3 separate regions of the Homo sapiens genome follow, and regions 1 and 2 are each linked to region 3. Evidence: chromatin loops called from intact Hi-C (ENCODE). Cell type or tissue: heart left ventricle. All regions are shown on one strand.

Region 1 (8,000 bases), 270 kb before region 3:
TTAAATTTAGTTTGGCTGATTCTTGAAGTTTCCGTGGAGTTAGATTTCACATATTTTTAGATGTGAGTTGCTTCTCTGGTAGCGGAACTCCTCTTCTGACAGCTGTTTGGTCTCAGGACGCTTCACACTTTTCACTGACTGAGGAGCTCAGAAAGCTTTTGGATATGTCTATTATGCATATATCCATATGTGCCATTAGAAACGAGATTTTCAATTTAAAAATTAAGCAAAAGTGTAAACCTTTATCAATTTATTTTTTTAAAGTAGTGAACCCATTTCATGTTAACATGAATAACACGTCTTGTGAAAAACGACTCTAACTTTTCAAAACAAAGTAATTACTGAGTGCTCTGGGACAAATAGGTGACCAAAAAAGAAAAAAGGAATGCCTGCAGAGGGTGGCGCTGTTGTGTTCCATCCTTGCAGACCCCTCTCATGTCTGGCCTCGTAGAAGACAGCTGGATTCTCATGTTCTCATGTCTGCTTCTGCAGTCAGTCAGATCACACGTCAGGCTCTGGAACACTCCACCATATACTCAGGAGAAGGAAAGTCAAAAATGAACCTTGCAGACCCCAAAAGGGTCTCGGGAGTCGCCTGGCCCCAGAGTACATTTTGAGAACCTTGGACTCCTTGAATATCATCGCGTGTGTGGCCCAACACCCCCACCCCCCCGGAGGACAGCTAGGGACACTGAGGCTCACAGGGTTACCCGTGGGTGGACACCCAGCCGGGACACCCAGCCAAGAGCCCTGCCTGAGCGCGGCGCTCTGTCCCTTGGAAGTAGTCTCCGAACACACCGCCCTTTTGCAGGAAAAGGGTCTTCTTTCCTGTTGTAGGCTTTGACGTGTACGCTCGGAAGTGGAAATGCCCCCAGCCCATACCGAAGAGTTTGTGTGAATTCACCCGAGACCTGTAGGCAGAGTAGAAACTCCCTTACCCCCAACAGCTACCTACCAGCATTGCCGCCGCCACCCCAGGTTTCATCACATCATGTAACGAAATTTTGATATTTGCCCGTCCTGGCCCCAAAGCTCAGCATGGCGGCTTGCCTGTGGGCGGGTCCCTCTTGCTGCCCCTGTCCAGTCTCCATTTCCTCCTTACCCTCTTCTGACCCCCCCCACAGCCTGTTGAGTGTACTGCACCAGTGTCCTGACGTTTCTCCCTGACACGTCTCCCTGCCAACCCCCTCTTCCTCCCTCTGCCACCTCCACCCTCTTGCTGCCCAGACCCTGAAGGCCTGACGGGCCTGGCCTCGCCTCCAGGGCATCTCAGTGCCCTCCTGGCCCTGTTTTCTCTACTCCCTCTGGTCCCCAGCACTGGCTGTTCGTTTCCTGTGAGTGCCTTGCCCTTCCCCACCTGCATCTTTGCACTGTTTTCCCCAGAGAGTTTTCCCAGACCTCTGCAGACAGCCTTCTGAGCCTCCGCCCTGGGACTGCCCCTCTGGGCAGTGATGATTCCTACCTACATTTGGAGCTTTCATGTGCTCTTAATAGCATTTTTTTTCTCTCTCCACTCTGCAGGCCTGTGGGGGAGGGGAACACATCTGGTTCCCCTCCTCCGTCCCCACATCCTCAGTGCTCAGCTGAGGGTCTTATCAGCACTCACTGAATGAGGGAGTGGCTCCCGACATTGGCGACAACTCTTTTTCCCTCTACAGGCTCTGCAGAACATTGCTGCCATCAGCCTGGCCATCAACTACCCAAACAAGGCCACCCGCCTCTGGAATGTGGAGTGTTAGCCCTTGGTGGGGCGTGCATGGGACTAGTTCATCTGCCACAGGGATTTTAGAGCAGACATCTAACCTCATTCAGGAAAACTCCTGTAGCGCCAGTGCCCAGCTCTCCTTGAGCTGACCACTCCAGTTAGGATGCCAAGCAGCCACGTCTCCAAGAGCTCCCGTGCGTAGGCTGGACACAAGCACAGGCTGTAGCATGGTGAAAATAAGCCAAGCAGTGCAGAATGCCTCAGAAAGGGTGGGCAGGGGGCCCTTAAGAAGGTTCAGAGACCAGCCTTCTCCAGAGGCTGTCACTGCAGGAGCCGTGGGCCTGGGAAGACTTGGAAGCGGCCTCTCTCAACTGGTTTCTGTCTCCGTGGAGCTGGAACTGCCTGCACTTGCCTTCAGAGGGAGGCACAGTCCACCCAGATCCACCTTTCCAGCAAGACCCCCAGTGGCTGCCCAGCCTGGGAGCACCTCTTTGCTTTTCACACCAAACCAAAACTGGCGAGAGCCCCTCCTAGCCACCAGTGATCCCCAAGCATCCAGTACAGAACCAGGCATCGAGCTAGCTCCCTGCACGGCCGCACCCTCCCAGAGAACTCCTTGAGGAGAACAAGTGCCCTTGGGGACAGCCGGCAGGCGCCCCTGTACGTCTGCTCATGCACCAGGCAGCACAGCCGCAGTTCCTCAGTTGTTGTTTTGACATATTTCAGTTTCCACCTCACGTTTTTAGAGCAGAACCACACTGTCTCCCTGGAGGGGCTCGAGGGCATGACCGGGGACTGACCATTCTGTGAAAGGAGCAGAATGTGAGGAGCACGCGTGAGCTTATGTACCGTGAAGATGATCAGAGGATATCTTATTTTAAGAGTAAAAACCCACATAATTTTATTTCTGCTTGATAGTCATGGTAGTCTGTCATACCCACCTCTGGGACTCTGCGTGGCTGTTTGGCTGTCACTTGTAGCAATAACGACATTAGTTCTAGTCAGTGCTGTTTTACATTTTTCTTTTGATGGGTTTAGTCTTGCCCTGGAGTGCCGATGATGATTCTCCCTCCAGAGCCACGCTTGGGAACATGAAGCAAGTCTGGCGTGTGGGCTGCGTGCCGGCCTTAGTGGGACCCGTGGGGTTGGAGCATGCCTTTAGGGGCAGTGTCTGGGCCGAAGCACGTCCCACCACACAGTGCCAGAGCCAGAGAAGGGGCCCCACCACCAAGGCCAAGCTTGACCAGGTCAGCATTGCCATGGCCCAGTGTGCCCCGTGGCCTCTGAAGATCCCTCTGTGCAGGGTCTGCAGGGATCTGGATTGCAAGGGCCCAAGTCTGCAGGTCTGGAAGCATCTTCCTATAAGAGCACTTTCGCCTTCTGGGTCAGGACTCCAAGGTGCAGCGGGCTTCACAGCCCTACAATTGGGTTCTCAGCTAAGCCCCAGAGTTCTGGTAGAACCATCCCGGGGCGGGTGGAGGGTGGGATTTAAGGGAGACGGGAACACATGGGGCAGGTCCTGGAACTTGGTGGCCTGAGGACTGAGGCCATTGCCCTGGTGGAAAGGCCTGGCCTGGTTCCTGTGGCTTGGGACCTGAATAGGCAGGTGCTGCTGGCTCCGTAGAAACCCTTTTCCCATCTTTTGCTCTTTGCCAAACCTACCTTGCTTTGGGAGCTGCCTGCACCACCCCAGAGAAGGCCCCACCTTCTTCATCCCTCAGACCCGAGGAGGCCTCCCAGTAAGGAGTTTCCCAAGAGGGGACTCACAGGAAACAAGTCTTAGTGCTTGGGAGGGAGGCCCCGCTGCGTGCTCAGACTCACAGCCAACCTGGAAGGTAGACGAGATAGCGCCACCCACGCCCCTCCACACCCCAGACTCCGAGTAAAGCGGGCGGTAGGGCCGGAGTCACCTCCCCTATGGCAGTGGCCGCCGCTGTACTCCATCCTCCCGTCAGGAAGATCAGCTGTAAATAAACGCTGGGCTCCCCAGAGCACCTGTCCGCCCACTGCCCTTGCTGTTCTGGGATCTTCGCTGCAGTTCACGGGAAACAAGCCTGAGTCCGCTCGCACCCGCGGCTGCTCTCCCGGCTCGGCCCGGCCGCCTCTGTCTCCGGCCACCGGGTGGCGCTGCCGAGCCAGAGCCGCCGCGTCCCGGCGCTTTCCAGGAGCCCCAGGCCCGGAGGAGGCGAAGCCCGCAGAGCAAAGGTGGAAACACGTGCCTACGCTGTAAAGAAATCCTGTTCCAGAGCATACCTGTTGTACAAACAGACACTGTTCCTAACGAGAGGAGTGACGTATTTTCATCACCGTTTTTAATTTGTTTTCTTACGGGTTTACGATTTTGAATTTTTCTTATTTGGTTGAAAGAATTTTGATTCTATCAGCCTGAGTGAGTTCAGCCTGTAAAAAGGATGTTAAGCTGTGGGTAAAATATGCAAACGAAAAGAAATATATTGTACAAATTCTATATAATAAGGTACGCCTGTGTGTGGACTGGTCTCTCCCTCCTCCCTCCGCCCCGCCGTGTCTCGTGGAGCTCAGGCGTGGAGTTTACACCGCGCCCGAACGGATGCGAGGCGGAGACTCGGGGGCTCAGGGCTGAAAGAATGGAAAGCTGCTGTAGGCCTTCCTCCAGATCATCCTCCTCCCAAGCCCGAGCCAAGCCCCCGCCCCTCCCCCGGCGATCCCAGGGCTTTGGTTCTCCCCCCACCCCCCTGCGGCCATCCGGAGGTTTCCACACACAGGGCGCCGTGGGGGCCTCTGCTCTTCGGCCAGGCTCCCCTGGCCCCACCGCCCGCCGTGGACCTCTCTGGTAGCCCGCAGGACACTGCGGAACCCGGAGGAGGAAGGCAGGGCCCCAGGCAGTGCGCCTGCTGCCTTCCTGGGACTGGCTGCCTTCCCGCCGGCCTTTGGACCCTGCCTCTGGCCCAAGTGTGGCCTGAGGTTTACCTGGGCCTCCCGCTTCCTCCTCCTCCCCGCCTCTGCTTTGCCACGCGCTGCTCTGTCTCCTTCCCAGAGGCATTCTGGGGCTGAGGACTGTCTGGCAAATTACAGAAGCGTGCCTTCTTGGCAGGGGCTGCACTTAACCAACCTTTGAGGCCCATTTGTTCCAGCCCGACAGAGTCTGACACATCCCCCAAAGCCCCAGACTGCTTTCGGGGGAGCCCCAGGCAGGGTCTGGACCCAGCCTCAGCCCTCACTATCCCTCAGCCCAGAGAGAAACCTGAGACTCAGCAGGACTGGGTGCTCCCAGGCCTGTGCCGCTCCCGAGGCGATCTCTAGGACCTGGTGCAAATGTTGATGCCCTCCCCGCCTCACCTTGTCCGGAGCACACTGGGGCTTCACTCTGAAAAGCAGGCGCGTCCATCTGAGCCCTGCCCGGCTAGTGTGACTAAGCCAGCACCAGCGGACTAAGAAGAAGGCCACAGAGAGCCAAGCAAGTTGAGCCCAAGCTTTTAGAACTGAAGAGAAACACAGGGTTCCACCAGCTGAGCCTCATTTATCGAGAGGCAGAAGCGGTGGGAAGTCAGCCTCGAACCACGCGGGAGGCGGGTGGAGAGCCCCGGCCCCCAGCCACGGCTGCAGCACAGAGGCGCTCAGCGCGCGCTCACCCGCTCAATACATGCCCTCCACAGACCTAGCGCCGGGGCTTCATGCGGAACCACCAGTGAGCAGCCCAGGCACTCAGACGGAAGCCAAGTCAAAACACGGCCCTGGCCAGGTGTGGTGGCTCACGCCTGTAATCCCAACACTTAGGGAGGTCGAGGTGGGTGGATCACCTGAGGTCGGGAGTTCGAGACCAGCCTGACCAACATGGAGAAACCCCGTCTCTCCTAAAAATACAAACTTGGCCAGGCCTGGTGGCGCATGCCTGTAATCCCAGCAACTCAGGGGGCTGAGGCAGGAGAATCGCTTGAACCTGGGAGGCAGAGGTTGCGGTGAGCTGAGATGGCACCATTGCACTCCAGCCTGGGCAACGAGAGCAAAACTCTGTCTCAAAAAATAAAAATAAATAAAACACGGCCCTGTCGCTTCCCTAGCTGCCATCTCCTACCCCTCCCCTCCTTCCCTGCTGACAAAATCCAATTTTTTGCAGGTGGTGACTCTACACAGTTTAATCTCAAGAAAGGTAGGACTTTCTACTAGCTCATGAGGAAAGTCATGATTAAGTCCTCCCTGCTCCCTCCCCCTGCCCACCCCAAGTAAGCTCGCTTCTGTGTCCCAGCCCTTCTTGCAGTGAGGCCGTCAGAGGTGTCTGAACCAGAGCAACTCCATTTTGAATAGGGGCTGGGTAAAATAAGGTTGAGACCTACTGGCTGCATTTCCAGACGGTTAGACATTCTGAGTCACAGGACGAGATAGGAGGTCGGCACAAGATACACGTCATAGAGGCCCTGCTGATGAAACAGGTTGCAGTAAAGAAGCTGGCCAAAACACCAAAACCCAGATGGCCACAAGAGTGACCTCTGGTTGTCCTCATTGCTACACTCCTACCAGCGCTGTGACAGTTTACAAATGGCATGTCAATGTCAGGAAGTAACCCTATATGGTCTAAAAAGGGGAAGCATGAATAACACACCTCTATTTAGCATATAATCAAGAAATAGGCCAGGCACGGTGGCTCATGCCTATAACTCCAGCACTTTGGGAGGCTGAGGCAGATGGATCACGAGGTCAGGAGTTTGAGACCAGCCTGGCCAACATGGTGAAACCCTGTCTCTACTAAAAATACAAAAATTAGCCAGGCATGGTGGTGCGTGCCTGTAATCTCAGCTACTCGGGAGGCTGAGGCAGCAGAATCACTTGAACCCAGGAGGCGGAGGTTGCAGCGAGCCAAGATCACGCTACTGCACTCCAGCCTGGGCAACAGAGTGAGACTGTCTCAAATAAATAAAAAGAAGTAACCATAAAAATGGGCACCTCGAGGCTGCTCTGCCTTTGGAGTAGCCATTCTTTATTTCTTTCCGAATAAACTTGTTTTCACTTTACTCTGTGGACTCACCTCAAATTCTTTCTTGCATGAGATTCAAGAACCCTCTCTGGGGTCTGGATTGGGACCCCTTTCTGGTAACAAGGCGGCTCTATGGCTGCATTCTCCAGAGGCTCTGGGGAAGGAGCCCTGCTCCTACGCACTCCCTTTGTGCCGAGACGAGATGTCAGCTGGAGGCTGACAAGCCAACACTCTGGGGCGGTGGGAGCAGAAAGCCAGGAGTCTGACAGTCTGACTCCTTCATTCCATTGTTTGAGCCCTAGAACTACCCATCTCCAGGAGGTGGCAAGGTGTCCTCTCACCTCAGCGGAAAGTATTTCTGACCCAACTTTATGCAACAATTTGGCTCCAGTAGGTTGAAATAATGTCACAGCTCTCTTCTCATGACATTAAATATGGACAGTATATGGAAAGGAAATGTAAAAATTCCAGAAATAAAAAGGCCTCCAACAGTGTCCAGTCAAGCCACAGATGGCATCCAGTTGCTCCATTACCAAATTCTCCTTCTCTCTTGGGGTTCTTGGCGTACGTAGCTTTGCTCATGCCCAACCAGCTTCTAGACTTCCTATCTGGAGGCGCTGTCCCAGGATTCGTTGGGATTTCTTCAGTTGCAAGTTAAAGACACTCCAAACTAACTTAACACGGAAATGGATTGACTTACAAAACCGAAAAGCCCGAGGGTTGCCTCTAGCCCCAGGCAAAGCTAAATTCCAGGGACTCAAAGATGTCGGCTCCCTCTCTCTCCCGCCCTCCATCCTGCCTCTTCCTCCTCTTCCTCCTCCGCTCATTCTCCTGCCCTGCTTCCACCTGGGTTTTCAGGCAGGTGAGGGCGAAAATTAAAGCACCAGGTGATGGCTCTCTCCTCTTCCTCGCGGCCACTGACCACCTCTGATTCCCCAGTGGAGAGGGCTTCTCACTCTCTCTTCATGTGAGGCTTCCCAAGCTGTTGGCTGGTATCTTCTAGCCGTGAGTTAATTTACTGTTTTTTGTTTGTTTGTTTTGTTTGTTTGTTTGAGACCGAGTCTCACTGTCACCCAGGGTGGAGTGCAGTGGCGCGATCTCGGCTCACTGAAACATCCACCTCCCGGGTTCAAGCGATTCTCCTGCCTCAGTCTCCCGAGTAGCTGGGATTACAGGTGCCTGCCACCACACCTGGCTAATTTTTTGTCTTTTTAGTAGAGATGGGGTTTCACCATGTTAGCCAGGATGGTCTCGATCTCCTGATCTCATGATCCACCCGCCTCGGCCTCCCAAAGTGCTGGGATTACAGGTGTAAGCCACCACACCCGGCCAATTTACTGTTTT
Region 2 (8,000 bases), 340 kb before region 3:
GATGCCCTTGGCTATGCTCTGTGAATGGCCTTGTCACGAACACTTTCTGTTTGTCTCCTCCCTTGTAGTGCGAGCTGTTAATGCTCAGTGGGGCCCCAGGGGAGGTGGGCTCTGTGCTCTTCTCCCTGTTCTGGTCCGTCCAAGGCAGCCTGCTATCCTGGTGCTACCTGCAGCTGAAGAGCACGGACTCTGGAGCCAAAGATCTTGCCGTGGACCTTATTGAAAAATGTGAGTTTCAATATAAAATCCATGAAAACAGATGGCGTTTGGGTTTTGACTCTGAGTGTTCTCTTCTTTAGTAACTCATGCAATGAGTGTGCATATGGCTTTCTTCATTACGATTCAGATTCTTGGACTGGTTTGGTCTAATTAAAATAGAATTCAACAGCATGTCTTTTTGTCTAGAGTTTACTCTCTGAGTGTGGTGGTATGCCTAAGTATTTTTATTGTAGAATTAGATCATTTCACAGCCTAAATATTGCTTTTGCAATCATATAGCACTCTTACGTGATGTCTCGCTCTTCAGGAGAGTCTATCCCTGTTTTAATCAAGTCATCTAAAAATGAAAGTCTTGAATTTTAGAAATCTAAGGTGTATGAGCATTGTGACCATTGCTGATTACCGAGAATAATTAGATTCATGTTCTGTAAACTCACAGAAAATTATATGAAACCCAACGGGTGCTGACAAATTATACGTGGAAAATGTAGTTCCATCAAACTTGGTCCCAGCAGCTGTGACGAAAACACTTATATTGGGTCCTGCCACCTAGAGCTTGGCCTGTTAGATTGGTACACCTAATGCACGGGCTCATTGTAAACAGAAGGAAAAGGAGAGGCTGACAGCTGGGTTAGTCAGGCATGGAATTTCACTTCTACAAGTGCTCCTCTACTTCATCAAAAGACAAAAAAAAATCCCTTTAAAAGTGAGTCTTGTACTGAAATTCGCACTGCTTCTTCCTCCAGGAGGAATGCATTAGGACGGCACTTGCTGGCCTTGTGGTCTTCGCTGTGGAACCCCCTCTGCAGCTTCTGGAGTCTCTTTATTCTTGTCTGTGGTGATAACCAAGCATGTGACATTTCTACTATATAATATATTAATTATTTTCTTTGTTTCGGTAGATGTGGGCCAGTTTCTGGCAAGCATGAGAGCGATTTTGGAATCCCTTTTCTCACAGTACAGTGGAAAAACCATAGTAGAAAGATTATGTAACTCAGTGTTTTCAATGGCAGCTCGTCAACTGGTAAGAAAAACTAGCAGCTATTTGTAAAGAACCGGAAGGGGGTTGGGGGTCTGCATCCCCAGGCCCAGCCTAAGGTGGACGCTGAGTGCTTCATCCATCTTCCATTAGGTTATCTTCCTGCTGGACTTCTGCACTTTAGACATCCCACACTGCGTGCTCTTGAGAGAGTTCAGCGTCCTCACAGAACTCCTGAAGAAGCTCTGTAGTGGCCCCGAAGGAGGACTGAGGAAGGTAACTCGAGTCAGCACTTGAGCCGCCCCGTGTTCTCTCTCAGGAGTGATGGGACACACTTAGTGAAGTGGACCACGGACTGCAGATAGGCACAGCTGAGCAGCCTCTAGAAGGCTCCCTTGATTTTATCAGTGGGCTTGCCAACAAGGGTGAATGTCAGTCCAAGTCGATGTGGCCTGGTCAGCATTAGAAAGGAGACGCAGAGGCCGGGCGCAGTGGCTCACGCTTGTAATCCCAGCACTTTGGGAGGCCGAGGCGGGCGGATCACGAGGTCAGGAGATCGAGACCATCCTGGCTAACACGGTGAAACCCCGTCTCTACTAAAAATACAAAAAAAATTAGCCGGGCGTGATGGTGGGCGCCTGTAGTCCCAGCTACTCGGGAGGCTGAGGCAGGAGAATGGCGTGAACCCGGGAGGCGGAGCTTGCAGTGAGCCGAGATTGCGCCACTGCACTCCCGCCTGGGCCACAGAGCGAGACTCCGTCTCAAAAAAAAAAAAGAAAGGAGACGCAGAAAAAGCTGTAGAGATGAATCTCATCATTTTATAGTTGATGAAGTTATATAAAAACCATGTAAGTGAGTGACAAAATTGAAGTCTAGAAGAGAAAATGTATGTTGAAAGGCAAATTACATTTTGTCTTTAGAAGAAATTTCTCCCTTACTTAATTATACATACATAACGTTTAATCACTGTCTTGTGTGAGCTTCTTCTTGTGTGTCTTTTGTGTGCCACAGAGCACAACTCTGTGGCAGTAGAAAAGGCATTTATATTTAACAGGTAAAAAACCAAAGGCCCCCCCCCAACCCCCCGCTCAAAAGAAAAGGGTAGGAGAGGAAGGGAGAGTAGATCCAGATTTGCCAGTGTCCCAGGTAGGAATGTGAGGTCTTTAAACTCCTCATTCAGTACTTTTTCCACTGGGAATTCACACTGGTAATGATTTGTAAGTAGTTCTGTCATAGCGAAAAGGTACAAGCTGGTCATGGAGTTTTTGTGTGTAATAAAAGCACATCTCCTCGGCTGCGTGGTGGACGTGTGTTGATCTGTGTGAAGATGGGAATGTCAGGTTTGTCTTCGAGCCTGCCTGCTGGTTTGTGCAGGGCTGTCAAGGCCATCTGCCTGGAGCACTGATAGAGAAACAGTCTGCTGCATGTGGCTAGGTGTCTAGTGATAGAACCTTTCTTTCCCCTGGCTCATTTGTTATCATAGCTGGATGTTGAGACCTGGCAACAGGAACAGCCTGTGGTGTTACATACGTGGACGAAGGAATCTGCCCACAACTATGAAAATAATTGCCATGAGGTATCCGTCTTTGTTAGCCCAGGGGCAACCTATTTTGAAGTGGAATTCGATGACAGGTGTGAAACTGAAAAAAGGTAAGACTTCTATATTCTTTCACCCCCAAGCGCTAATAGGTCAGCAATGAGAGAAGGAAGCTAATAGAGGTTATGCCTTCACAGGTATGATTATCTGGAATTTACCGACGCTAGAGGTCGGAAAACACGCTATGACACAAAAGTTGGCACTGATAAATGGCCCAAGGTGAGTGATAGTCCCAGAAAGAGGTACCTACTTCTGCACCAATGCTTTTCCTTTTGTCAGCCTTCAGGGGGCAGTAGAGGTAAGGTCTTTGAAGGGAGGCATTTATGTTACACGTTTGTGAAAGGAAGGATTTATATCAGAGTTTGACCAGCTATAGTCTGTCACCTGTTTTGTAAACAAATTTTTTTGGAACACAGCCATGCCTGTTTATCATTTATAGCTGCTTTGGCACTGCAGTGGCAGAGTTGAGTAGTTGCAGCAGACAGCGTTGTCTAGAGTAAATGAAGAGCCTTCATCCTTAGCAAGAAGTGCTGGTGGGTCTAGGAGGATGGCCCAGACCATGTGATGGAAGCCAAGAGTCTGCCTCACAGTTAGAGCTGCTTGAGCTCTTGGGCTGGAGGTTTAGTACTGCCTCAGACTGTTGACCTTCTCTCCATGGTCAGTGGTCTTGGCAGGAGCAGAGGCATGGAAATGTGACCACTGGCTGAGTCGGTAGTGGACAGATGGTCACCCCAGGTGTAGAAAGCTGAGCAGCAGTATTCTGCCAACTCTCCTTCTTCATGGGGTGTGGCTGTGAATGGTCTGTTTCCGTCACCCCTTTGTACATTTCTCCGTTAGTCATTTTGGACATGTGGAAATAGAGATCAATTTTAAACTGAGATGTTTCTCGTCATGAAGAGCATGCTGATTTCTGAAGCACTCCTCCTCTAATCTGTCTGACCACATGATTTCTGTTTGTCTCTAGAAAGTGACCTTCAAGGCCGGTCCTCGGTTGCAGTTCCTCTTTCACTCTGACAGCAGTCACAACGAATGGGGCTACAAATTCACTGTCACTGCCTGTGGGCTGCCCGATGTTGCCGTGTCTTGGGGGCTGGATTTACAGCTCCTCGTCTCCCGGCTGATGGGACGCCTGGCTTCCCAGTGCATGGCGCTCAAGTCTGTGCGCCGTAAGTGCACATCCCTGTGCTTTCCCTTCTTACAACCACGGTGAAGTGCAAGATGCGCGCTTGCCCTCTTGTAGGTCGTTTCCACGTAATGGCAGGGGGTTAATAATACGCCTTTTCAGTTTCCTTTAAACCGAAAGAATAAAGTGTCCACTCAATACCATTGTCACGAAGCTTTTTGCCTTAGACTTTGGAACATAGCAGGAAGGCTGCCATGGGTTCTCTGTCTATGGAGGATAACAGCTTTTTTTTTTGGCAACATTGTCATTTTTTTGCAAGTAGGTGTAGGTATAGTCCAACCAAAAGGCAGGAGTATAGAATAAGTTGATTGCATATCCTTTAAATATGTGAATATTTATGTAAATATATGTAGATATGTGACTATGGATTTTGTTTTAAAGTGATTCATTCAGGGCTGAGCAAGGTGGCTCATGCTGGTAATCCCAGCACTTTAGGAGGCCAAGGTGGGAGGATTTCTTGATCCCAGGAGTTTGAAACCAGCCTGGGCAGCATAGTGAGATCCCTATCTTTACCAAAAAAAATGTAAAAATTAGCCAGGTGTGGTGGCATATGCCTTTTGTCTCAGCTACTTGGGAGGCTGAGGCAGGAGGATCACTTGAGCCCAGGAGTTAGAGGCTGCATGCAGTGAGCTGTGATCATACTGCTGCACTCCAGTCTGGGTAACAGAGAGAGACTCTTGTCTCTTAAAACAAAAGGAAAAAGATGTGTTCAGTATAATTGTTTATTTAATTCTTCCAGGGAACAAGAATTACAGAATAAAACTTTCTACTGTATTTTATTTCTTGATCATTTCTTGAGTTTTTCCAGTTTTAGAAGTAAAATATAGAAAAATTACATAGTGGAAAAAAACAAAGGAAAATAGAATCATCCTTAATCCTAACACTCAGAAGTAACTGATTTTTTTAATATTTCTCCAAGAAAGAAAGAAATAGCTATTAGCATTTTTATTTCCACCTATTCTTTTCTCTTTGCCTATTCTAAACACATCTATGCTGGATATTTATTATTTGCTACAGAATTAAGTTTACAAATTGTGAATGTTTTTCCATAATTAAATGTTCCTGAATGGCCTCGTGTTATATGCCAGAAATGGTTCATATCCTATTTTCAGCTTACTATAAACAGATTAGTCATTTCCAAGGTACCTTGTAACTGAAGTTGTTCCACAGAGCAGCAGTATTTCAGGACTTGGTGGTTTAGCTTAATCTGTGGTATGTGTTTACAAAGTATCACAATTACATTCTGGTATGTGGGTAAACTTTCTCTAAGTTTTAATAGTATCCATGGTTTTTTTTAACCTTTTCTTTCTCATTTCAAAGATTCTCAATATATTAAGGCAAAAATAGAACTGTCATATGTCTTCTTCTCTTTCTAGAGTTAGGAAGTAACATGGTAGTACCTCAGGCAAAAATGGCATTAGTCCTAAGCTCCCCACTGTGGAAACCTGTCTTCAGGCATCAGGTTTGTCCAGAGTTGGAATTAGAAGCAAGCTGGCCCACTCACCCACACCGGAATAGTAAGGAGGTATTTACTCTTCCGTTTTCTTTCTATTTAGACTGGAAACTGCCTGCAAGTATTTATTACTTTAAGTTATAAACACTTGTGTTTCTATCTTACTACCCGTATTAAGCAGTTAGCTCCTTGAGGCCAGAAACTATACCTTGTTAACTTGTTAACGCCACCGTGTCCCACAGGGGCCAGTGCGCAATAGGTGTTCAGAAATACTGAATGCGTGACTTGGGTGAAATGTAGGAGGTGCTCAGTAAATCTCTGTTGATGGAGTTATCAGGCAAACAATTGAGTGTACTTCTAGTGCCTACTGAGTCAAGCTTTAGAGCAATGATTTGTGCTATACCTTTTGTTCTCCTTAGAATTACAGCACATGATTTAGGTGTATAAGATTTTAAAAACTAAAAAGTTTGCCCTGTCTTTATTTTTCACCTCTCCTTCCCTCTATTTCTGTATTCTACTTTTCTTCCTTCCCCTCCCTGCCCTGCCCCACGTTATTCAGTAGTTAATTGCCAAATCCAGTGGCTCTTCCTCAGCTTCTGTTCTCCTTGCCTCTGTTAAATTTGGCTCCTTCAGACCCTCTCTTCTTTGGATCCATGCTAGTCCGCTGTCTTCTCTTACATCTGACTGCCCACTTGCCTCCTTCATTGACTTTTCATATTCCTCCTTCCCTAAAGGGTAGGCTTTATTCAGGCTTTCTTCCCTTCCCCACAGCCCACCAAGACTTCATCCTCTCCACTTTCTTCTCCTGTCAAACATTGTGGCCCTAATTCCTAATATCAGTCTCCAGGTCTGGTTTTCTCCCCGCTCCAAGTACCTGTTTCCATCTTCCTGTGAGGCATTTCCATTTAAATGTCCTGACTCCCCTTAACTCAGAAGTGTAAAACCAAAGACCGGTCACTTCTGTGGTGGTCAGTGTTCCCCAGGCCTGAAGCCACTGCTCCCTAGCATCCCCTGTCCTCACCTGTCTCCCCATTCCTGTCCAGTCAGCTTGCAGGTCCTGTGGATTCTTCCTCATGATGTTCATCTCTGTCCTTTCCTCTGTCTGCATCTTTATCCGGGCCCTCATTTGCACCTGCCTTATGACATTCGTACCTACCAAGTTTTTTTTATAATCACTGCATTATCTTGTCATTCCACTGCCAAGCACCATTAATGGCTCCCCATTGCCCACAGGGTGAAGTCTAACTCCTCAATGTGACAGTCAAGGCTCTCTGCAGTCTCCTTTCACCTTACCTATCTGACTCTAGTTCCCATCACTCCCCAGCTGAGACTTCAGGCCAGGTCAGTCTCCCCACTGACTCGTAACCTCTGCTAATGGTTATGTTCCTCAGAGCCAAATCTGCCAATCCTTCAGGGTCCAGGCCAAAGCCCATATCCTCCAGGAGGCTTTTCTTAATTACTTTAACCTACCAGGATCTCTCTCCTTTGAATTCTCAGCACTGGGTATCCCTTCTAGGCATTTGGCACTTGATAATCTTTTGCTTTACGGGAATGCTAGTTCTAATGCTTTTAATGTTTTATTTATGTTTATCTTTTTTTAACTCATATCTCTGTCTGGTCTTCCTAAAATAGATTTAAACTTCCGGAGAGTGTTCACTGTGTTTTATACTTCTGCTTTGGCCTAATAGTTTGCTCAATAAATTTTATTTTTTGAATGAATGTGTTAAATGTGATGGGTTTATTTTTTGTTTCCAGGTTAAGAACATTCCTGACGACCCCTGCCGCCATTTTCTTCTTGATTTTGCCCAGTCAGAGCCTGCTCAGAACTTCTGTGGGCCATATTCAGAACTTTTCAAAGGATTCATACAGGCATGTAGAAAACAGGCCCCAAAGACAGATATAGTTGCTGGTTCCACTATTGATCAAGCTGTGAACGCCACCTTTGCTGCTCTGGTGTATCGCACTCCAGATTTATATGAGAAGCTGCAAAAATATGGTAACTTTATTACAGGGAATATTTTTGATCTGAAGGCTAATTGCTAAGTTTTAAGAAAGCCTATCTTAAGTGAACATTTAAAATATTTTAAAATATAAACACATTTCTATAACTGTAAACATCATCTTGTTGGTTCTACTTTGCCTATTAAAAGATTCATGGCCACTTTATGGTTAGCAGATTATAATGTGTGGCACCTAACCTTGAGTTGCAAAATTAGCAGGTAAATTATCTTTATCCAGAATTCTCATGGAAAACTGCTGAGAAATTTAATGGAAAGAAACCTTAACTTGGGTCCTGGTCCCAGTGCAAAAACTCAAAAGTTGTGCAGCTTCAGGTTAATCAGACGACCTTTCTGCACCTCAGTTTCTTTATCTGTAAAATTGGTTTAAGGGTGATTCGCTCTAACATTCTAAGAAATTCCAATTAAAACCACAGATGTTTAAGTTCTTGAATGTAGTAATAACCAAGGAGGAAGCTGTAGGTATTAACTATTACCTTTAGCTAGCTTGCAGCGCCTTCGTAGCATCACCCCACTAGGCTTCCTTTGCTGATAACCTTCTCCTCACCATC
Region 3 (8,000 bases):
GGGTGAGGAAAAAACCACGTGGTATTAGGCACATCGGTGTTACCAGAGAGTGCGTTCTGGCTGGGAGTTTAGATGGCTTAACCCCATTCTCTTTCACTGGGGCTGGGTGGAAGAGATCAGGCTATGTGGCTATATTAAAAATACAACAAAAGGCCGGGCGCGGGGGCTCACGCCTGTAATCCCAGCACTTTGGGAGGCCGAGGCTGGCGGATCATGAGGTCAGGAGATCGAGACCATCCTGGCTAACACAGTGAAACCCCGTCTCTACTAAAAATACAAAAAAAAAAAAAAAATTAGCTGGGCGTGGTGGCGGGCAGCTGTAGTCCCAGCTACTCGGGAGTCTGAGGCAGGAGAATGGCGTGAACCCGGGAGGCGGAGCTTGCAGTGAGCGGAGATTGCGCCACTGCACTCCAGCCTGGGCGACAGAGCGAGACTCCGTCTCAAAAAAAAAAAAAAAAAAAAAAAAATACAACAAAAAACCCTGCATGAAACTGTTGACCCACTTAGAGAGAGCGCCACGCTTTGACTTCTGCAAATGGCATCCCCCTTCCGCAGGAAGTAGAAAGTTCCCTTTCAAGCCCTGGGCTGTCATTCCCCCTCTAGGCCGTGGGAACAGACCTGCAGACAGCTGCCGAGGTGGCCACCGGGAGAGAAGTGCGAAGTGCAGAGGCTCTCCAGCCGAGGAGCTGGCTGCCTTCCTTCATAATACAAAAACAGACCCAGCTACTTTAGAACACTGGAATTTTTAAAAACACGAACTGGAGCTTTTCAACCTCCATGGGGCCTTTTGAAATGTGGCTTTCAGAATTAGTCGATTATGTGTAGGCAAGGGAAATAGTTAGCTTACAGAGACGACTAGCCAGGCCGGGCGCGGTGGCTCACACCTGTAATCCCAACACTTTGGAAGGCCAAGGTGGGTGGATGACCTGAGGTCAGGAGTTTGAGACCAACCTGGTCAACATGGCGAAACCCTTTCTCTAATAAAAATACAAAGTTAGCCAGGCGTGGTGGCACATGCCTGTAATCCCAGCTACTTGGGAGGCTGAGGCAGGAGAATCGCTTGAATCCGGGAGGCAGAGATGGCAGTGAGCCGAGATCGCGCCATTGCACTCCAGCCTGGATGACAGAGCGAGACTCCATCTGAAAACAAACAAACAAACAACCGAAAAAACAGATGACTAGCCATGAGGAAGGAACCTCCAAGGCCTGGACCTTGACGATATTTGGCTAGGCATCCCCCACTCCTGCCCGGGCTGTTCTGCCTATATCCGAAAGGACTAAGGAAGCTTCTCTTCGCGTAGGTGTCTGCTCCCTGAATGCTCAAAGTCGTGAGCTGTGTGTTGCTGCTGAATTCGCATGATGTAAATGTCATGGGCACCCCTAACATTCCGTGAAGGTCACCCCAGTTTTTACCTTGGTCAAAGGACTGGGTCACAGTGTGCCCATGTTATAGGACAGATCCAGGAATGTCACCCAGGAATGTCACAGTCCCTGCTCTTCGGGGACAATCCCAGCCTGCACCCCTCACCTCCCTGTAACTGCACTTCTCAGGGTGAGCAGGAGGCACAGCCCAAAACTTCCTATAAGGAGAAGAGCCGGAGGCAGGGCTGCTGGGGAAGGCGGAGCCTGGGCTGATCGGGACTCTCTGTCTGGTTACAGCTGCCCTATGAGAAGGCCTGCAAGAATAAGCTGTTTTGTGTCGCAGAATTACAGTTGGCCACCACCGTCTCTCAGTGAGTTGGACATAGCCGTCAGTTTCCTCGATTAACCTTCTCCCGAACGCTTGCCTGGGCAATTCCTTCATTAGGACACCCTGCACATCCCCTTCCCCTCTCCCCGTGGCCCACAAATGGCTTCTGCACTTATTATCTCAATATGTCCTCAGCTACCCCAGAAGGGAGGCAAGACAGAGATCTGTCTTCCCACTTTCTAGATTAGGAAGCAGACTCAGTCGCCGAGGGCCCTGCATAGGCCATTTGGTGGACTTGAACCTGGGTCTCTTGACATCCCGGACAATGCTATATTCAGAACCCAGCGTTCTTCACAGCCAGGCTGACCTCTACCTCAGTTAGAGGTAACCTCTTTCCCGGCCCACCTCTTGGCCAAATTAACTAATCAATCAAATATTTCTGGACCATCTACTTTGTGCCAAGCACTCTAGGTGCTGGGGATACTTCTGTGAACAACACAGACAAAAATCCCTGCCCTCCTGGTGCTCTTAGGGGGAGAAGATGGTAAGTAGGTAAATTCCATGTTGATGAGATGAACGTTGAAGACACAGGGAAGGTGGGAAGGAGTGTTGGGTGGCAGCTGATGCTGAAGTTTTCAATGGGGTGGTCACGGAGGGTGACACTTTGGCACACACTGGAGGAGGTAGGGGAACGAGCTATGTGGTTGGGTGTCTAAGGGAAGAGCAGCTGCAGGTACCCTGGGTTGGAAGCCTGCCTGGTGGGTGGGGGGCAGGGTGAGGAGCTAGTGGCTGCAGTGGAGTGGGGCGGGGTGTAATGAGGGAAGGGGAGGAAGGGGGAAGAGGCCATGGGGCTTCTTAAGCCCTCAGAAGGGCTTTTGCTGTGAGCTGGGAAGTCAGAGGAGTGACACACTCATGCAGCTTAGCAGGATCCTTCTTGCTGCTTAGCTGAGAAGAGAAGCGGCACTTGCTCCCTTTGTAACCACTCAGGTGAGAGGCGGTGTGGGCTGGGCCATGACGGGAGTAACAGTTTAAAGTGACAGCTCATACGTAGCACGTGCTGACAGAATGGAGGCGGAGGGAGGAAAGAGGGCCACAGCCCCAGCATGCGGCACTGCACTGTCCAACACACCAGCCACGCTTAGCTGTTTACATGTACATGAGTTAAAATTAATCACAATGAAACATTTTGTTCCTCAGTCACATTAGCCACACTTCAAAGACTCAGTGGCCGCCTGTGGCTGGTGGTGTTGGGCAGCGCAGATACCGCCTGTCTCCATCGCTGCAGACGTTCTATTGGACCACACTGAATTCCAGAATGACAGTGTTGCCAAGCACATGAGTGTGGGTTTAGACATGTAGTGGTCTTAGAATGCCCCCCAGGCCGGGCGCGGTGGCTCATGCCTGTAATCCCAGCACTTTGGGAGGCAGAGGTAGGCGGATCATGAGGTCAGGAGTTTGAGACAAGCCTGGTCAACATGGTAAAACCCCGTCTCTACTAAAAATACAAAAATTAGCTGGGCATGGTGGTGGGCGCCTGTAATCACAGCTACTGGGCAGGCTGAGGCAGGAGAATCGCTCAAACTCGGGAGGCGGAGGGTGCAGTGAGCCGAGATCGCTCCACTGCACTCCAGCCTGGGTGACAGAGCAAGACTCCAAAAACGGGGAGGGGGGGAGGGTAACAAAACAAAACAAACAAGCGTCCTTGGCGACTAGTGTTGTGTATGTATTGTGATTCTGTTGGCCAGCTGGCTGGAGTTGCCGTATATGGGGAAGAACGCAGTTCCCCAAGTCCTGGTCAGCCCTTTCATAGACATTTGCAGGACCAATTGAAGACTTTCAAATGCTCTGGAATCCAGGCTAACAAGCAGGCACAGCTGTTTCCAGCAGGGAATTAATTACAGCCAAGAACCAACCTCCCAGCCAGCTACTGGGGGTAGTAGAGATACAGCACGCATGGCTTGCCCTACATCGCCCCCTAGTGTACATAGCAAGCAAACGCTTCTCTTTCAAAAACGCTAGTGAGCCTGGTCGTCGGTGTCCAGCTGTCTCAGTGGTTTTTGACCTGAGGACATAGATCCCCAAAAGAATCTAATGAAGACTACAGACCCCTCTCCTTAGAAGATCACATGTGCATACATAAATTTTGGCATTCCGGGCCCTCTGAGACGGTCCCTAGGCCTCAGATTAGGCAACGCTGTTAATATTCTGATGACACTGAGGTCTCACGCCTGAGCTCTAAGATGTGTGTCCAGCTGACATGTCAGCATCTCTGCTTTGTTATCCTATATGCACCTCTTGTCATGTCCCCGATTGAACGCATCTTCTTCCACCCTTGGGTCTTCCTCCCATGTTACCTCCCTCAGTCAATGGCACCACTCAGCCACCGGCACCACTCAGCCACCGGCACCACTCAGCCACCTGAGCTAGAAACTCAGAACTTGCCCTTAACTCCTCTGTCCCCCCTCCCCTGCCTCTTTTTCGTTTCATTTGCTTTACTGTCTCTGACTTCTTTCCTTCTCCACTACTGTTGTCTTTTTTCTTCTTCTTCTTCTTTTGAGACAGGGTCTCACTCTGTCACCCAGGCAGGAGTGCAGTGGCGCGATCTTGGCTCACTGCAACCTCCGCCTCCCGGCTTCAAGTGCTTCTCCTGCCTCAGCCTCCTGTGTAGCTGGGATCACAGGCGCACGTGACCACACTCAGCTAATTTTTGTATTTTTAGTAGAGACGGGGTTTTACCATGTTGGCCAGGCTGGTCTTGAACTCTTGGCCTCAAGTGATCCACCTGCCTCACCTCCCAAAGTGCTGGGATTACAGGCGTGAGCCACCGTGTCCAGGCATCCACTACTGTTTCCTTATTTCAGGCATGTATCATCTCTCGGGTGGAGACAGCAGGCTCTGTCTCTGCTTCCTGTCTCTCCCTCCAGTCAATCCAGCCTCTTCTCAGCTGGGATAAAAACCAAACCAAAACCAAACAATGGGAACAAAACACACCTCACATTACTTCCTAGGCCGGGCGTGGTGGCTCACGCCTGTAATCCCAGCACTTTGGGAGGCCATACTTCCTAGATCTGCACATCTCATCTTTGGACATTTCAGATGGAAAACAGTTTTCTCGGTATTGCTAATATGTTTTTCTGTCAATCTCAGCTACTGAGAGTGGTTCTGCACTCTGGGTCCCTGTGATACCTCAGCATTCTGGAGGACCCTTTCACACATCCCCAGGACCCTCTTTTCCAGGACATGTGGACCCATGTCTTAAACCACAGCCTTTTAATGGGAAGGGTCTGAATGATTTTGTGGGTAGGAAGCTGAGGCCAAGAAACGGGGTAGGACAGTATGTCTTATGCACACTGTTCTCCAGTGCACAGCAGTGCCCCATAAATATTGTGGCATGGATGAATTTGTGTCATAGAGTACCTCACCTAGGGTCACAGTGAATTGGTGGTAGAAAGAGGATTTGGGTACAATTCTCTCAATTCTTTGGACTACTAGACTCCAGGCATTTAATTAGCCTTTTATTTATTTATTTATTTATTTTGAGACAGAGTTTCACTCTTGTTGCCCAGGCTGGAGTGCAATAGTGTGCTCATGGCTCACTGCAACCTCTGCCTCCCGGGCTCAAGCAATTCTCCTGCCTCAGCCTCCTGAATAGCTGGGATTACAAGTGCCTGCACCACACCTGGCTAATTTTTTTTTTCTTTTTTTGAGATGGAGTCTCATGCTGTCACCCAGGCTGGAGTATAGTGGCGTGATCTCAGCCCTCTGCAAACTCCCCCTACCGGGTTCAAGCAATTCTCTGTCTCAGCCTCCCGAGTAGCTGGGATTACAGGCACCTGCCACCACACCCGGCTACTTTTTGTATTTTTAGTAGAGACGGGGTTTCACCATCTTGGCCAGGCTGGTCTTGAACTCCTGACCTCAGGTGATCTACCCGCCTCGGCCTCCCAAAGTGTTGGGATGACAGGTAATTAGCCTGTCTTGGCTTCTGTTTCCTCTTCTATAAAATGGAGAGTAGCTGTACTATTTCACAGGGTTACTATGAGGGTTGAGCGTGTGAGACGCAGTCCTTGGCACATGGTAAGCACTAAATAAAGGGCAGCTATTATCGTCATCTCATGCAACAACTGAGATGGGCGTGGCAGTCCAGCTGTTTGCTTATGTTGAGAGGAAGAATGTCTAAGCTAAACGTATTCCTTAGGCAACTTATCTAAGAAGTTACTTAAGAAGGTGCTATTCTGGGCTGTGTGCGGTGGCTTACACCTGTAATCCCAGCACTGTGGGAGGCCAAGGCAGGTGGATCACTTGAGCCCAGGAGTTCAAGACCCGCCTCCACATGGCGAGACCCTGTCTCTACAAAAAATACAAAAATTAGCTGCACATTGGCCAGGCTGGGTGGCTCACGCCTGTAATCCCAGCACTTTGGGAGGCCGAGGCAGGCGGATCACCTGAGGTCAGGAGTTCGAGACCAGCCTGACCAACGTGGAGAAACCCCGTCCCTAATAAAAATACAAAATTAGCCAGGCATGGTGGCGCGTGCCTGTAATCCCAGCTACTCAGGAGGCTGAGACGGGAGAATTGCTTGAACCTGGGAGGTGGAGGTTGCAGTGAGCCGAGATCGTGCCATTGCACTCCAGCCTGGGCAACAAGAACGAAACTCCGTCTCAAAAAAATAAAAATAAGAAAAATATTAGCTGGGCATGGTGGTAAACACCTGTAGTCCCAGCTACTCGGGAGGCTGAGGTGGGAGGATCACTTGAACCCAGGAAGTGGAGGCTGCGGTGAGCCGTGATCATTGCACCACAGCACCACGCTCTAGCCTCGGTGAATGTCCTATTGTATTGCGTTGAGGTTTTTACAGATGAAATAAACTGTAACATTTTTATCTGTACCCTGTGCAGGCAGGAGTTGGTGGTGGGTCTCACAAAGGAGCTGACCCTGAACATTAACCTAACTAACTCCGGGGAAGATTCCTACATGACAAGCATGGCCTTGAATTACCCCAGAAACCTGCAGTTGAAGAGGATGCAAAAGGTGACTGTGACGGTGGCTGTGGAAACAGGTCCCTCACGCCCCTCCCTCGCTGCATGCCTGCTTTTCTGTGGTGGCCCCCTCACTGGCACCCCTGCCTCCAGCCTCCTCCTGGTCCAACCAACAGATGGTTAATAACTAGATAAATCCCCGCCAGTCCGGCTCCATGCCTCCCGAGGCACCATATTCTGCTGCAGTGCCACCCTCCCTATGTGCGGCCCTTTCTTCACCAGGGTTCTGAGAGAGAAGTGAGTCTAATGCCCTAAGACACTGAGAAAGTAAAAATTAGCTTAGACTGGGAAAGTGAAAATCTGCCCTGCCATTCCCAAGGCTGGATACAGACACAGATACTAGGAAACAGTCTGTTTCCCGAGGACACCCTGTGGCTGACAAGTATCACTGCACTGAGAAATTTTATTCTCTAAAATCACAGATCAGAAAACTTTGGGCCGGGAACGGTGGCTCACACCTGTAATCCCAGCACTTTGGGAGGCCGAGACGGGCGGATCACGAGGTCAGGAGATCGAGACCATCCTGGCTAACACGGTGAAACCCCGTCTCTACTAAAAATACAAAAAAAAATTAGCTGGGCGCGATGGCGGGTGCCTGTAGTCCCAGCTACTCGGGAGGCTGAGGCAGGAGAATGGCGTGAACCCGGGAGGCGGAGCTTGCAGTGAGCCGAGATTGCGCCACTGCACTCCAGCCTGGGCCACAGAGCAAGAGTCTGTCTCAAAAGAAAAAACAAGAAAGAAAACTTTGCTGTTTGAAGTAGTTACGTCGGTAATTATGAACCCCTATCCCTCTTGCCTGGAGAGTGTAAGTCATTTTGACCAAGAGAAGAGTCTGTTTCCACCTGAGGTAGAGAGCTTCAGATACAGTGTCTGTCAACTTTCTACTCCATATTAATGGTTTCCCAGGAAGCGGGCCCTGGGTCTGATTCACAGGCTGGCCTGCTGGTGACTGACTCCTTGACACTCAGCCCTGCTTTACCATCAAAACAGGACTTTATTTACATTTCATCTGAACTCCACCCTTCCCTGGAGTCCTTTAATAACCGCCTTTTCCATTGTTCAGTGATACACACAATAGTGTAGTTTTTGGATGGGTGCAGTGGCCCATGCCTGTAATCCCAGCACTTTGGGAGGCCGAGGCGGGCGGATCACCTGAGGTCAGGAGTTCGAGACCAGCCTGGCCAACATGGCAAAACCCCGTCTCTACTAAAAATACAAAAATTAGCCAGGTGTGGTGATGTACACCTGTAATCCCAGCTACTCGGGAGGCT

The links. Hi-C counts contacts between places; a loop is a spot of excess contacts. Peaks named below come from ENCODE experiments on the same cell type or tissue, not always from the same donor. Only the 100,000 strongest peaks of a DNase experiment are listed, where the experiment ranks them.
Region 1: a loop joins it to region 3, with 2.8 times the contacts of the local background. A loop is called at or near these places in 36 of 110 quality-filtered maps.
Region 2: a loop joins it to region 3, with 5 times the contacts of the local background. A loop is called at or near these places in 20 of 110 quality-filtered maps.

The regions. Positions count from the first base shown.
Region 1 is chr17:4,000,629-4,008,628 of GRCh38, reverse strand. It overlaps ZZEF1 (zinc finger ZZ-type and EF-hand domain containing 1), which reads left to right. Exons shown (of 55, transcript NM_015113.4): 55 at 1,659-4,184. The coding sequence ends at 1,739. Among named protein-coding and RNA genes, the nearest start is that of LINC01975, 28 kb to the right of the region's middle. RefSeq lists an enhancer at 567-1,534 and silencers at 3,701-3,780, 3,881-3,960. In heart left ventricle, CTCF peaks have their summits at 395 (motif pointing right) and 3,826 (motif pointing right); DNase peaks (open chromatin) are centred at 3,828, 4,308, 5,041, 5,323 and 1 weaker place; H3K27ac peaks cover 926 bases.
Region 2 is chr17:4,070,111-4,078,110 of GRCh38, reverse strand. It overlaps ZZEF1 (zinc finger ZZ-type and EF-hand domain containing 1), which reads left to right. Exons shown (of 55, transcript NM_015113.4): 19 at 69-228; 20 at 1,122-1,243; 21 at 1,352-1,474; 22 at 2,682-2,848; 23 at 2,933-3,014; 24 at 3,760-3,961; 25 at 5,355-5,503; 26 at 7,187-7,427. Among named protein-coding and RNA genes, the nearest start is that of ZZEF1, 69 kb to the left of the region's middle. In heart left ventricle, a CTCF peak has its summit at 3,079 (motif pointing right); no DNase peak of the experiment used is centred here; H3K27ac peaks cover 496 bases.
Region 3 is chr17:3,733,538-3,741,537 of GRCh38, reverse strand. ITGAE (integrin subunit alpha E) reads left to right here. Exons shown (of 31, transcript NM_002208.5): 20 at 1,660-1,733; 21 at 6,589-6,721. Among named protein-coding and RNA genes, the nearest start is that of HASPIN, 14 kb to the right of the region's middle. RefSeq lists an enhancer at 3,449-3,743. In heart left ventricle, CTCF peaks have their summits at 3,658 (motif pointing left) and 7,092; a DNase peak (open chromatin) is centred at 3,667; H3K4me3 peaks cover 580 bases; H3K27ac peaks cover 262 bases; H3K27me3 peaks cover 807 bases.